Regions from separate parts of the Homo sapiens genome. Here region 2 is linked to region 1. The links are chromatin loops, found by intact Hi-C in ENCODE. Cell type or tissue: CD4-positive, alpha-beta T cell. All regions are shown on one strand.

Region 1 (8,000 bases):
TGTGACACTAGTGTTAACAAGCTATTGCTCTGCCAGTCATATAAAAGACTAGCAATACAACTATGTATAGAACATATACTTGATAATGACAATAAACAACTATGTTACTGGTTTAGATATTTACTATACCATACCTTTTATCATTATTTTCAAGCGGACTCCTTCTACTTATTAAAAAAAACAGTTAAGTGTAAAACAAGCTCAGGCAGGTCCTTCAGGAAGTATTCCAGAAGAAAAAATTGTTAGCGTAGGAGATGACAGCTTCGTGAATGTTACTGTCCCTAAAGACCTTCCAGAGGGGAACAAGATGTGGAGATGGAAGACCATGATACTGATGATCCTGACCCTGTGTAGGCCTAGGCTAATGTGTGTGTTTGGTCTTAGAGTCTAACAAAAAAGTCTCAAAACTGCGCTTGCTTTGGCAGCCCATGTACTAAAACTGGAGTGATACAGAGAATAGTAACATGGCTCCTGTGCAAGAATGACACACAAATTGTGATGCGTTCCATTAAAAAAAACTAAAAATAAGTAAAAATAATAAAAAGTAAAAGTTTTAAAGTAGATAAGCTTAGAGAATAAGGATATACATGATGAAAATATTTTTGTACAGCTGTACAATTTGTGTTTAAGTGTTATTACAAAACAGTAAAACAGGTAAAAAAATTTAAGGTTTATAAAGTGAAAAAATTATAGTAAGCTAAGGTTAATTAGTTATTGAAGAAAGAAAAAAATTATGTATTTTTTGAGATGGAGTCTTGCTCTGTCACCCAAACTGGAGTGCAATGATGCAATCATGGCTCATTGTAGCCTTGAACTCCTGGTCTCAAGTGGTCCTCCCACCTCAGCCTCTCAAGTTGCTGGGACTACAGGTGTGTGCCTCCACACACAGCTAATTTTTAAATTTTTTGTAGAGATGATGTATTGCCATGTTGCCCAAGCTGGTCTGAAACTCCTGAACTTAAGCGATCCATCCACCTCAGCCTCCCAAAGTGTTGGGATTACAGGAGTGAGCCACCATGTCCAGCCAAGAAAAAATATTTTTTATAAATGTAGTGTAGCCTAAGTGTACAGTGTTTGTAAAGTCTACAGTAGCATGGAGTGATGTCCTAGACCTTCACATTTACTCACCACCCACTCACTGACTCAACCAGAGCAACTTCTACTATTGCAAGCTCCATTCGTGGTAAGCGCCTTATACAGGTGTATAATTTTTTAAATCTTTTATACTGTATTTTTACTGTGCCTTTTCTATATTTAGATATGTTCGATACATAAATACTTACCATTGTGTTCCCATTGCCTACAGTATTCAACATAGCAACATGCTGTTCAGGTTCGTAGCCTAGGAGCAATAGGCCACACCATATAGCCTGGGTGTGTAGTAGGCTATACCACCTATGTTTGTGTAAGTGCACTCTGTGCTGTTCACACAACAAAATCACCTAATGACACATTTTTCAGAATGTACCCTCATCATTATGCAACACATGACTGTGCTTCTTAGACTCCAAACATACTTCCCCTGACTTGGTTCTAGGGAGTCAACATTGTCAATGTTACAACTTCGTCTTAGAATGGTTTAGTGCTCCCCCCCACCTTCTTCTTATACCCAGGATCATAAAGGCTTCTTCAAGGGCATTTTGTTGGGCACGGAGCTGACCACCTCCATGTGTTTCCTTCCCTTCAGGCCTTACAGAGCTTATTCTCATTATTCCACCTCTATTTGCAACGGAGCCTGAAACCTATCCTTATTTGCAGTTTGCCATTTAAAAATCATCCCTTCTGGCTTTACTTTTTGCCCTGTTCTTTCTGTGTCCAAACTGAAAGTCCGAAGTGAGAGAAACTCATGCTACAGAGTAACTCGCTGGGGTTTGGTGTCAAATCTTAAAACGCCCACTTTCCAATCAAGGGTGACTAAATTATGAAGTAGCACTGCCCCCACCCCCTCCTTTTTAGCTCTTCACAATGCTTGCTATCACCTATTTTATAATTAGCAGTAGATTAGCATGAAAAAGATCTTCCTTCCTGAATTAGGCACTGCAAATATATTTTCTAACTTTTGACCTAAATTGCAGTCTGATTTAAAGTTTTGTTTGTTTGTTTACCAGTTTTCTAGAGAAATAAGAAAAAAAAATAAAGTTTTGTTTGTTTGCTTGCTTGCTTGCTTTTTTTATTCACTCAACAAATCCTTAGCACATTTTGAACAAAGCAGCTTGAAAGCAGAGTTAGGCTATTTCTGTACACAAATAGAAGAGCAACTAAGCTTGTGTTTTCACCAGTGGTCTTTTGCAGAAGATAAGGGTCAATAGCTATGAGGGACCAAGGCTCAAGTTTCACTTAAGGGAAACTGGATTCACTTCTCCAAGTGATACTGAAAGCTTGTATTCCAGGGTTAAGATTTACCAAATCAGGGACTCTCTTGTTTTCAGGGATAGTGCAGATTCTACATATCGGGTTTTTAGGGTGCACATGATGAATAGTTTGGAAACGTTTCTGCACCAGTTTATCACTGGCAAGACAGAGGTACCACTTGCAGTCCTCTTCCTGAGAAGGTTCCTCCCACAAGGCATCCCACTTCCTTTTCAAATTTTACTTATTTTGCTCATCAGCAATAAAATGAAAATGTGTCTTTCGCTCTCTATAATCATCTCCCCAACTCAGCAACTTAAGGTGCCTCTGTCACTTTGATTTATTCAAATGATTTGAAATGTCAACTTATTGAAGATCTGTAGAGGACCATGGGTAATGTCACCCACTGCCCTGAAAAGCCAACGAATTTTAACTCTCTGAACGGATGTCAGACAAGGGCAAAGCTGAGCCCATGGAATCACTTTTTGCCATGCTTCTCAATGGAGCAATTCAAGGTGACTTCGTCATGCCCATTGAGGAAGCCACATCTGCCAGTTTGTATGGCATCATATTGGCAAAAAGGAAAAATGGTCACTGAGAGGAGACTTTTCCCCACAAGTATGATTTCTTAGAGAGCCATGGCATTATTTTGGTGCTTAATGAAGTGAAACCTTTTTATCCCAGCTACAGTCCGGCCTTACTGGATTGGCAACAGCCCCAGCAAACTGACAATTTAAATGAGGGTGCCACTGCTTGAGGACTTTATGTGAGGCCTCATTAATTAGTCTATGAGGATGGTCTAACACGGTGCTTGGCACAGAGGTAGATAGCACTCGTGGCATATTAACCATTGCTATGATTATGAAAAGTTCATTTCTAGAGAGTTCCACCAGTAGTTAAGAGGTAGGCTTAGGGATTTGACCTCTAACACACTGTGACTATTCCTGTCATTCTATCCTGCTGGTGGCTGGCCTGGTGCTCTAGGGTAGTCAAAACCATTTTAAGAAACCGCAGAGAAATGTTAAATTCTCCTGTTGTGCTGGAATTCAGTGAATGCCAATGGATCTTAAAATAATTGGGTCAGTGTCTGAGGCTTAGAAAGGCAAGAATTCTCTTTTGCCACATGGGATTTTGTGTGAATTTGGCATTAATATCAGACCTGTGCTATCTTGGCTTGCTTCTTTAGGAAGTAAGCTGGTGCTAACCCCTCAAGGAAAGGATAAAACACTTAGCAGAGCCTTGTTTGTTTCTCAGTAGGGAGTGGCACACTAGCTTAACATGTAGGAAGTTGGCAATAAAGTACTATGTATGACGGAGATCTGACCTCGTTCTTAGCTGAGGTTGGTATGGCTTCCTCTAGAGCATTTGCCAAGTGGCCTTTGTGGTTAAACAGCACACTGAACTTTCTCTTAACTCCTTTTAAAGTGAGGACAAAAGGATGGATATGCCTGGCTGCCGCCAATGAACATTACACAGTGCCTCCTCTGTGTTAGGTGTTGGAGGTGCCATGAGCAGCACAGTCCCAGTCCCAGTTCTCAAGTTCACAGTCTAGTCAGAGATACAAACAGTGATGCACTGGAGCCCATTGCTACTGATTCATGAGAGTTGATAGATGTTTAGAAATTTTTGCCAGTCAGTCGTTAAACACAAACTTATTAAAAATAAAATTCTATAAGCCTGCAATTAAAATACATTTCAAACAAAGGTAAGAAACACTCAAAATGTATCACTTCCTAATTATTTTACTGCCATTGCTTATTATATATGCTCTTGAGGTGATCTATAGCTATTGTAGCAGTCTGATGGAAATGCTGTATAATGCTGTACTACTGGGCATTTCTACCCAAATCAATGTGTAGCCTCACGTCGGTAGCTTGAAATTGGTCATGGTGGGAATATTTACACAGTGGAAATTGGCAATCACTATAAACTTGGAATGTTTTCTTTTTTCCTTTCATAAAATCAGTTATTAAACATTTATTAGCACACCTGGAGACATTCTAGCAAATAGATTACAGTAAATCCAGTGGGCCCCATGGCTGTGGGATTATAGCCCATGGTAGGAGAACATGGGAAAGTGTTGTGAAAGGCTTCACACAGGAGGCAGGTGCTTGAAGCAAAGCTCTGAAAGATAATTAGGAGTGAAGGCCCAGAGGCAAGATAGGGCAGAATTGATCGAATGAAAAAGATGTGGGTTTTGCTCTCAGGGGCTCTCAGTTAAAAGGAAACAGGAGAAAGGGAGTGAAGGGTCAAGTGCTCTGTGGGGTCTACTGGGACTGCTGTAGGGGCACAGAGGAGGGCACAGGGCTGGTGGGGGTAGAGTAAGGCTTCCTGGAGGAGGTGATGTGGCATCTTACCACGGAGATCAAAAGAGAACTAGGAGTAGCCACCGTTCCTGGAATGGAGGTAGAAAAGTAATGTCTTCTTATATATTAAAATATATTGCCAATACAATCAGCATAGAAGAGTAATCAATGTTTTAAAAATGTATTCTCAAGAAATGCTTCACTCTTGAGATTGTGCAATCCTTGAAATATTGCCTTGTGAGTGGGGATCTTAGTTTCTAGTGCAGCCTCCCACCTATCACGGGGCTTTGCTTATAATAGCCCTGGCTGAGGGCTTTGAAGTTCTGCCTGAATACTACAGGTGTTGGGGGAGAAGGGAATTGAGTGCATTTGTTAAATTCTGAACTAAATGGGAATAAAGACCTCATTTGGGGAGATAATTATTAAATCCTATATTCAGAAGTCTGGTGTTTGCTAAGCCCTTCAGTTTCATGGACAAAGCATAAACAATATTCCCTTTTCAACACCACAAATTAACTTTTCCAAGAAAAATTGGCTGTGAGATAAGGATAGATTATATTCTGGTATGTGTATGAGGAATGGGGACTTTGAACTGCTCTCAAGTCCCTAACTACAGAAAATCTAAGAAATGATGTTGTCTCACTTTGGTAAAATAACATCTGGGGAAAATACCTACTTTCTCTTTGCATTTAGTGCCTCATTAAAAAAAAAAACAAAAAAAAAAACAAAACTAAAGGTCAGATTAGCAACCTAAAAATGAAACTAGAATGGAGGTGAGGAAAGAAGTAGTGTAACATTTTACCCTGAGGCTGAGAAGAGGGAGCAGATCTAGTTGTGCAAGCACTCAGAGTCTGAAACGTAGGCCCTTAGTGTTACAAACAGGATGAATGCCTTGGCAAATAAACTCTTGAAAAGAAACCTGTGCTAAGATTTCCCAGAGACTCTGAGTTTTCTTTAATCCTTTACATCCTTCTTTTTGTTACAAAAATAAATTTATTTATTATTTATTTATTTATTTATTTGGACAGGGTCTTGCTCTGTCGCCCAGGTTGGAGTGCAGTGGTGAATCACAGCACACTGCAGCCTTGACCTCCAGGGCTTAAGCAATCCTCCCACCTCAGCCTCCTGAGTAGCTGAGACCACGGACACACACCACCATGCCTGGCTAATTTTGTCATTTTTTTGTAGAGACAGAGTTCTCTCCATGTTGCCCAAGCTGGTCTCAAACTCCTAGGCTCAAGAAATCCTCCCACCTCAGGCTCCCAAAGCGCTGGGATAACAGGCATGAGCCACTGCATCCGGCAAATTCTTCTTAACTTTCTTGTTTGCAAGAAATAGAAACCCATTCAGCTAGTTCAGATAAAGGATGGGTGGGAAAATGAAATTAATTCAGAAATATTAACTGACACTCACTATGTGCCGGGTTCTGAGCTAGGAGTCCCTGGTAAGCAGTGACTAAGATGGACACAGTCCCTGTCCTCACAGAGCGTACCATCTAGGAGGAAAAAAAGCACTAAACTAACAATTACACAGTTTGGGTGTTGTTGTTGTTGTTTCTGAGACAGGGTCTTGCTCTATTACCCAGTCTGAAGTGCAGTAGCGCAATCTTGGGTCATTGCAACCTCCGCCACTGGGGTTCAAGCAATCCTCTTGCCTCAGCCTCCTGAGTAGCTGGAATTACAGGCATGTGCCACCACACCACACTAATTTTTGTTTCTGTTTTGTTTTGTTTTTTAGTAAAGATGGGGTTTCACCATGTTGGCCAGGCTCGTCTCAAACTCCTGACTTGAAATGATCCGCCCACCTCAGTCTCCCAAAGTTCTGGGATTACAGGCATGAGCCACTACGCCCAGCCTATTTGTTATTTAATTATAAGCACGATGTGCACTCTGAGGGAAAGGAGTGAGGGGTCGTGAGAGCCCATGGAGCTCCAACCTAATAGGGCTGGATGAAAGGCCAGAGGAGGCTTCACTGGAGAAGTGATATTTGAGAAAACTCAGGAGCATACCTTTAGCTGGGATGAAGGAAGCATTATCTGGTACCCTTGCTTTTCTTTCTAATTCCCTTATCAGGCAATACGTTACAAAATCAGCATGAAATTTGATAAATTAAAACTCAGAAACAATGTAGAAAAAAAAGCCTCCCGATCTATTTTATACTCGCAGGCTCCTTCCACCAATATGCTCAATTATTTTCCCTGAACAGATGTTCCCAGACCTTTCACTCACCCAGGAGTTTATTTCTTGTTTATTCCTGACAAAATTGCTGTTTAGCATAAGATTTAAAATGTGTGCATTTACAGCGCTACATCCAGAATGCACCCCAGAAAGGAATTTTCACCATTAAATGTACAACTTAGTCAGGGTTATGATGACTAAAATGTTGTGGGAATGCTGATTATTTAAACATGACATTATTAAGTTTTAATTCATCTTTGTAAACAATTCTTTATTTTTATACTGCTGCAGAATTAATACCACTGTTGACTTGTGTTTCAGTCTTTACATATCGCATTCCCTGTGCTTTTCACAGGTCTACTGTGTTTCCACAGTTACTTCCCATCTGAGAAGCTGGAGAGGAGGCATTTGCCTTGACCCTCCACCCACCTACAGTCAGGCAAACATGCCTCTGACTAATAGAAACTGCCTGAAGGTGATGACTTGGTACATCCAGCAGACACTGAACTGCTGGACAGAATCATATTTATAGCTTTCTTACAACTATCTTTTGCTTCTCACACAGGGTAGCTACTGGATACAGGAAGGTGCGTCTTCTTTTCTCACACCCATTTCTCTCCTTTGGGTTTATGACTCCACCATTGTAGACATACTTGTCTGGCCTAAGAAAGCAAACTGACCAAAGAGTTGCGCAAAACTCAGCAGATTCCATTTTGTAAACCTTCTCCAGTTGGAATTGCATAAAAGAGCCCTTCTCCTTTAAATTTCACTTTGAACTCTACCTTGGCTGAACCAAAATATCAGAGGGAAACTCAGTCAAAACCACAGTGTAGACCCCAAATAAGTAAAGATTTACTTGAAACCTGAAGATTTTCTCAAAAGCTTTTGAGAAGGTGCAGATAGAAAGGCCAACCTCACTTGGATTTATGATAAGGAGTGAAATCTGAAACCATGGGTTCTAGGCACTGGCTACCACTAGAGGTAGGTGGTAAAATAGCAATAATAATAATAATAATTACTGCTGCTACTACTACCTCTTGTCTTAAGCCTTTGCTATATGTCAGTAGATATTGTGCTAAGCATTGTTTATCTCAATGGCTTATCTCAGCAACCCTCTGGGGTGGGTGTGATATGACATCTCTTTACAGATGAGAAAATAAGGCTTGTT
Region 2 (8,000 bases), 49 kb after region 1:
ATTAGTTACATTTTGGGGAGTCAAAAGTTATACAAGGATTTTCGACTGCATGGGAGGCCAACTCCCCTAACCCCCAGTTGTTCAAGGGTCAACTGTAATTCCCGTGGTAGGTAATTCTAAGATGGCCCCTAAGATTCCTACCCCTTGTGTACATGCCTTATATAATTCCCTTCCCTCTCTGTGGGGAGAATCTGTGAGCATGATGGGGTATTCCTCCTGTTATTAGGTTACATTTTAAGGCAAAGATAAGGGGATTTTGCAGATGTAATTAAGGTCCCAAATTAGTTGACTCTTAGTTAATTCAAAAGGGAGGATATACAAGATGGGTCAACTTAATCACCAAAAGAAATTGTAAGATGACAACTGGGACAAATGCTGCAGAAGGAGAATACATGGTACGATTTAAATAAACATAGCTAACACTCAACATAATATATACTATTTCTCAGGTGCTGTTTTTGGTACCTTGCTTAGGTCTCACAATAGCCCTAGGAAGAGACTGCCATTCTCCCATTTCCCAGGTGATAAGATAAAGGCACACCGAGTTTAGTGACTTGTCCAATGTTGTATTCTTGGGGAATGGTAGAGTGGGTATTTGAAGCCAGGCAGTGTGGCTTTGGTCCTGAGGGTTATGCCACACCCACTAGCCCAGAAAAAGCCTTCCTTTTGGGATGGGAGATGTTTGAGGGGAAAAGAAAGTTGAGCTTAGTCCTTCTTGCATTTGTTTCCCACTTTGGTTTCTATGGTACTTGCCAATCCTGGTTCTCTGTTTTGTTTTGTTTTTAAATCCCTCTTTGCTTCTCTTTTTTTCTTTTACCTAATTTTGAGATTGCCCCCGAAGTTGGGTTACTTGCACCCTGCTCTTTCCCCTAAGTTCTCTTTCTTTTTGACAGTGCATTCATTCCGATGAGTGGTCTTTTAGGGTATTATGAAGTCATGCAGTTAATTTTTAGCAATGAATCACAGCTGATTTCAGAATCAAATGTCATATAAATCAATTTGTGTAGAGCTAGTAAAAGTATTGTAACTTGGAGGGAAATGACTATCAGTTTGCAATTCTAGATACCCAATAGAATCACCTGAGGAACTTGTTTAGGTGATTCTAATGTGCAAACAGAGCTGAGAACCATTGGGTTATTATAACCAATGAAGCCATTCAGTACAATCTTACTTTAAGGGAGTCTAGGAGTAGCATGGAGGGAATCCAAATGCCTAAGTGGTCAGGAAGAATGTTACTTTGTTTATAAGACTATTGTGAAAATTGATTCTATGAATTGGAGTTAACTTGTCATACCCAGCTAGAGTTGAGAGACCATGGAGTAAGCACCTGCCCAGAGATTATGCCACAAGCCAGCTACCAAAATGACCTGCCATAACCCTAAGACCAGTTTTACCCACTGCCATCACTCACTGATCAGAGCTTGCCCACTCCCAAAACTTTCGCTAGTTCCAATGAGTTTTCTTTCAAAACAATATGTGACATGTCTCTCTCTCTCTTTTTTTTTTTTTTTAACTTTTTGAGACGGAGTCTTCCCCTGTCACCCAGGATGGAGTGCAGTGGTGCAATCATAGCTCACTGCAGCCTCGACTTCCTGGGTTCAAGCGATCCTTCCACCTCAGCCTCCCGAGTGCCTGGGACAACAGGCGCACACCACCACGCCTGGCCTCTCTTTCTACTAAAACCTCCAACCTTCTCTTTGTTCTTTGGACACACTGAAGGCCAACCCAGTCTGCATGTATGCCCAAAATTGCAATTTTGCTTTCCAAATAAAATGTCTTGTTTTAGAGATTTGACTCTATATCTTTATCTGACTTTGACACCATGCATTAATAAACACAAGCCAGTGCAGCAGTAAAACATTCCACATTCACTGGTGCAAGTGAAGAAAACACAGGAAAACAGAAAAATGATAGTATATCACTTCTCTTCGTGTGTTCCACACAGTTTAATAGGCATTACATAGGTGAGAAAATAAGGTGGTGAGAGGATGGGGGGAATTGGGTGTAGTGTGATACCACTTTACATATGTATTATTGAATCCTTACAATACTGAGAAGCATCCCTATTTAAATATGAGGAAACGGAGGCACAAAGAGTAAGTGACATGCCTGAAGTTATAAGGATAGTAAGATAGAAATATTAATTCATCTTAGGAATGAAGAACATTGCCATTCTTCCTTTTCTGAAAACATCACCAAGAATTATTGTTGAATTTTTTGCTATTTCACTATTTATCACAATAATGTTTTTTCTTTGTTCTGTTAAGTGAATTAGATTAATGAATTTTCTAATATTAAACTATCCTCTTATTACTTGAATGGGTCCCTCTTGGTGAAGGTATGACTCTATTCACATACAGCTAGGTTCCATTTACTAATATTTTACTTGGCATATTTTCAATAAATATTTATGTGTGAGACTGCAGGCAGCTTAATTTTTATGCTCTTTGTCAGATTTCGATATCAATGTCATGCTGGATTTGATTTTTTTAATGAGAATATTTTTATTTTTCTCTGTTCTAGAACATTTGAAAAAGTATCAACATTACTTGTTCCTTGAAAATTTGAAAGAATTCATGAGTGAAACTGCTTCAGCCTGATGTTGTTTAGGATAATTGGCTATTTAAAAACACTCCTTGTTTGGGCCAGGCACAGTGGCTCACACCTGTAATCCCAGCACTTTGGGAAGCTGAGCTGGGTGGATCACTTGAGGTCAGGAGTTCGAGACCAGCCTGGGCAACATGGCAAAACCCTGTCTCTACTAAAAATACAAAAACTGGCCAGGTGTGGTGGTGTGGCCTGTAATCCCAGCTACTTGGGAGGCTGAGGCAAGAGAATTGCTTGAATCCAGGAGGTGGAGGTTGCAGTGAGCCGAGATCATGCCACTGCACTCCAGCCTGGGTGACAGAGTGAGACTCTGTCTCAAAACAAAAACAAAAACAAAAACAAAAACAAAAAAACCCCACAGTTTTCTCTGGATATTAAAAATACTAGTTTATTCCATAGAGACTTAAACCAGCCCAAAGAACGCAGTGAGAGGCAAAGATGTTCATTTTACTCCATTAGGCTGTTTCTTTCCTCTTCTCATTCACTTTTATGAATAGTGATAAACATATGTTTACCTGGCAAATCCCTCTTTTCTTCTTATACAAGTCTGGGTTAATTACAAAACAGCAGTGACTTTTTCCAGGGCCACATCTAGGTGCATGACATACTTTGGAACACTCACAGTATAACTGGGTACCTGATGCAAATTATTTGCATATACAAGCAACATTTGAGTTAAAAGTGTTACGGACTTCCTGAGATTAGCATTAATTTTTTTCTTCTCTGTTTCCTCTACCTTCTCTTTCCCAGCTATTTAATAGAAGCCTCTTTATTAGAGGAGGTGGCTGGAGAAGAGCCACAGAACTAGGTGAGGGGGTGGGGAGAGTGAGTGGAAAACGATCAGAAACCTTTATTGGGAATTAGATTTTCCCTGTCTCGCCCCACCTCCCACCCCAAAAAGCCTACAGTTCTTCCGGGCCATGGTTTGAGCCTGCCATTCTAGAATGTTCCACAATGCAACTATTACTTTCCTGTAGAGGTCATGAAACGTAGATTTTTGGCTTTCCGGTCTTGCTGAAAGATCTTTATTTCAGTGAAATACCAATCCAGAAGCTACTTTGAAAAGTGTCATATGCCATCCCCAGACTTGGTTTAGGAATAACTTGTGCAAAAGCCACAAATGCTCTTCTTCACAAAACCTCTACTGTGGTTTTCGCACATCACTGCTAACTCTAGCACAGTCTTTCCTCTTTCTTACAGGAGTAAGAGAAAGTATTAGCACTAAGTCAGCTCTGTTCACATTTCCGGTTTCAGAGGCGCTAACTCTGAAAATGCAGTATTTTTTACAGTTCACCCACTCTGTGAAGGATATTCCCAAATCTCATCCCAGTGACAGAAAATCCTTATGTGTCCTAAGCTGCAAATAAGCATTCTGCTCCCAGGTGGAAGAGGATTTTGAGATAAGTTTTTGTTAAGAAGCATGGAAATAGGAGCATTGAAAATTGGTGAAATGCGTTAATTCAGCCACATGAGTAAAATCCCGGATTGGCATTTTGTACCTAGTGATGACTAGTGCTGCGAACCCATGGAAGTCTGGGGACAGCAGCATGCAATGTTGGAAGAGAAGAAAAACACCCTCGTGACTCCCCTCCGGTATAGCTCAAAGTCCCCAGGAGACTTCCTTTCCCCAGATACCTGTGGGTCTACCTGGACGCAGAAATGTGTGCTCTCCTGCTCTCAAAACCGTACCTCTCCCCTTGTCTAGTAAATTAGCCAGACATGGCTCTTAATTGAGATAGTGCTGTGAGCTTGGTTTTTTAAGACAACTTCCTTACCTATAATTAGTTGGCCCTTAATCCTCCTTAAGCTTTCTCTTCCCATCCTGGGGTGTGTGGAAGAGGGCCAGGGGAGAGAAGGACTGTGAAATCCTCAAAGTCCCCAGAGCTCTGCCCCCTGACCCCAGCCCTCGGAGGCCCCCTGCCCTCCCTCCACTTCTCAAATTCCCCAGCTTCTCTCAACCCAGTCCTTGCCAGCGTTAAGAGTAGCCCCACCCCCACCCTCCCAGGCAGGGGAAGGGGCAGCTTTAGGGCTTCCTGGAAATTTACTCCCTGGCAGCTTTCCCAGGAGGATTTGCACTTAAAAAGGACACTTGGGGAGGGAGCCTGCCCCTCTGTACAAAGCTTGTCCTTTAGAAGACCTGGACACAGCCGCCAGGTGGGAAGGTGTCACCTGTGTGAGGGAAGTGGGAGGTTATCCTGAGGAGAGAGTGTGTGAACCAGGGTTGGTCTGGGGCGGGGCAGCGGTTGGGTGGGGAGGACAAGACTTTTCTGCCTGCACTACCCCCACCTTCCTTTTTCCCATTTGTTTCACCAAGATTTTCCTTCCTGACTTGTTTTTGGACACTTTCTGCACCCCTCTTGTTCTGTTCCTAAACTGTCCCATGCACCTTTCCACTACCTTCTCCCTGAATATTTTTTGCTGTGTCCTGTTCCTTGTCCTGGTCCCAAATCACTTGGCCTGCCCTTCCCTTGTCCCTGGATCTTTTTGCTGAGTGGCACTATTTTTGGACAAAGAGCCTTTTCCAGTCCTGCCTTGAACCACACTACATAGAAGCCTCCGTGTAGATGATGTGAGAGTCAAAGCTCTAGGAATTAGCTAACTCTTACCTGGGGCTGGGGGCCAGGCTGTGGAAGGACAGAGACTGGAAAGAGAGCAGGACCCCTTCAGCAGCCCTGCTTACCTTCTGCAGAGCACAACAGCCTGGCCTAAACAAAAATGTTCCTAGTGGCAGAAGATACTTCTCCAGAAGGGCTTGCTTTCATCACACTGTAATTATATATACATTCATTCAGTGAAAATTTACTGATCACCTACTATATGCCAGGCACCATTCTAAGTGCTGGAGATACACCAGTGAATAAAAAAGACAAAAAGGCCCTGCCCTTATGGATGGATCTTACATTCTAGAAACCAGTGCTGGACCAGGCATCAAGACCCTAAGTTATTAGCTATGAGACCTTGGAGGAGCTGCTTAACAACTTCCTGAGCCTGGGGTCAGAACTGAAGAGGGCAGCGTGGAAGATAACAGTTAGAATTTGGAGCCTCAGATTTCTCATCTATCAGAGGGGTATCAGGCTGAATGGGTCGACAGATACAGAGGTGTGCTCTTTGAAGAGTATCCAATACCATATAAACATATGGTTTTATTATCGTCTACCCTCATCCTTGCCACCACTTTTAGGGAGTAGTTCCTAGCTTTGGGCCTACAAGAAATGAAGGTACCCTGGGTCTATTTCATTTGGAAGGATTCTGCAAGTGCATGAGAATAGAGAATACAAGTATTAGGTTGGTGCAAAAGTAATTGTGGTTTTACCATTACTTTCAATGGCAAAAATCTGATGATTAAAGATAGATAGATAAATAGATGATGGGTAGATATAGCTATAGATACATGTTTTTTACACAAGTAGCACATATTCATTGTGGGAAACTTCAAAAATATAGACAAGTTAAAGCAAAAAGATAAAGATACCCCAGAACCTATCACCCAGACACAAGTCTTGTGGTACCTTGCAGACTTGTTTCTGTGTGCACATGTAGAGGAGTGTAGAGCATAATCAAAGAGCCATGCGGTTCCTCCGCTTGACTGTGTGTCCTCTGCTGATGAACATCTTTCTGCTCAGGTCATGATTGGAGCAGCATTTCAAAAGATGGAGCCACTTTCTTCTACAGAAGTGTTGTATTAGTTTCCAAGGGCTGCCATAACAAATTACCACAAACTGGGGAGCTTAAAATGATAGAAATGTATTCTTTCACAGTCCTGGAGGCCAGAAGTCTGAACTTGAAGGTGTTGGTAGGGCCATGCTCTCTCTAAAGGATCTAGGGGAGGGTCTTTCCTTGTTTCTTCCTAGCTTTTAATGGTTGCCAGCAATCCTTGATGTTCTGCGGCTTGTAGACACATCTCTCCAATCCCTGCCTCTGTTTTTGCATGGCTGTTTTCCCTCTGTGTTTGTCTGTGTTCAAATTTCCCTCTTCTTATAAGATCACTAGTCATTGAATTAGGGCCCACCTTAATTCAGTTTGACCTTATATTAATTTCACTAATTACATTTACAAAGTATTTCCCCCCCAAAAAAGTCACATTCACAGGTGCCACATGGGCATGAATTTGGGGAGGGGAACACTGTTCAACCCAGAACAGATATCAACCCTACTGCTTATTTGAAACTGCTTCAGATGTGGTTGGTTCCCCGATGTCAGGGGAGAGAGAGGGCTCCAGGCATCAGCCACCCTGTGACAAGGAGTACCAGGACATCCTTCTCCTCAAAGTCAGAAAACATCCTGATGTCAAAGATACGGGCTATTGAGTTATATGTGGAAGTGCTCTAGTGGAAACTGTCCCAGGTCCACGCTTACCAAGATGGCGCAGTTCACCATGGGGCACTGTGATGAAGAAAGATTCCCAACTCCACTTATTCACAGGGGAACACCCGTGCCACAATAGCTATCAAAGGTTGTGGTAATTGTTTTCCAATTATCTACCTGTGGGCAAAAATTAACATGGGTGCAGAGCATGGAGGGGAACTTTTAGCTACTACTCATAAGCACTTTAGGGACACTCTCAACTTATTTTTACAAAACTGGAACTGGGCCGGTTGCAGTGGCTCACACCTGTAATCCCAGCACTTTGGGAGACCGAGGCAGGCGGATCGCCTGAGGTTAGGAGTTCAAGACCAACCTGGCCAACATGGCAAAACCCCGTCTCTACTAAAAGTACAAAAATTAGCTGGGCGTGGTGGCAGGTGCCTGTAATCCCAGCTACTCAGGAGGCTGAGGCCGGAGAATCGCTTGAACCTAGGAGGCAGAGGTTGCAGTGAGCCGAGATCATGCCACTGCACTCCAGCCTGGGCAACAAGAGTGGAACTCTGTCAAAAAAAAAAAAAAAAAAAAAAAACTGGGGACATCCTATTTCTGCCATGATATTTGCACTATCAGTGTATCACAGGGGTCCTTCTAAGCCAGTAATATACTTCTGTACCAAAATGTATTTAACTAGTAATCCTAAATCTTTTGATAAAGCCCTTCCATTTCTCTTCCACCCCTGTGGTCCCTGTGGTACATCTTGTGCTGAAAGATTACCTTCTACTCAAATCTTAACTATTTTACTGAATCTCTCCACCTCCTTTTGCACCCCTTGACTCAGCCAGGAAAAAAATATATATATATATATATTTCCTGCCCCTGGCGTTTCCTTAATCAGATGCAGACATGGCTGGATGTTCTTTGCTGGGCTGCTGAGTCAGAAGCCTGGACGGGCCAGCTTCAGTTTTAATGAAGTGGCTCAGGAAGGAAGTGCTAACAGAGATGGGTGCACAGTGCAGTCAGTGGGTGGGAGCTGATGCTGGCTAGAAGACCTGAGTCTTCCGAGAGGCAGCTTGATTCCTGGAAAAGAC

Evidence for each region. A loop is a pair of places that touch in the nucleus more often than their neighbours do. Peaks named below come from ENCODE experiments on the same cell type or tissue, not always from the same donor. Only the 100,000 strongest peaks of a DNase experiment are listed, where the experiment ranks them.
Region 2: a loop joins it to region 1, with 4 times the contacts of the local background. A loop is called at or near these places in 3 of 110 quality-filtered maps.

What each region holds. Positions count from the first base shown.
Region 1 is chrX:136,582,831-136,590,830 of GRCh38, forward strand. It overlaps the pseudogene RNU6-320P. Among named protein-coding and RNA genes, the nearest start is that of MIR934, 36 kb to the left of the region's middle. RefSeq lists enhancers at 3,573-3,702, 3,793-3,862, 5,305-5,364. In CD4-positive, alpha-beta T cell, no CTCF peak of the experiment used is centred here; DNase peaks (open chromatin) are centred at 3,711 and 5,401; H3K27ac peaks cover 5,150 bases.
Region 2 is chrX:136,631,738-136,639,737 of GRCh38, forward strand. It overlaps LINC00892 (long intergenic non-protein coding RNA 892), which reads left to right and starts at 7,806. Exons shown (of 3, transcript NR_038462.1): 1 at 7,806-8,000. In CD4-positive, alpha-beta T cell, no CTCF peak of the experiment used is centred here; a DNase peak (open chromatin) is centred at 3,734; H3K4me3 peaks cover 1,090 bases; H3K27ac peaks cover 1,537 bases.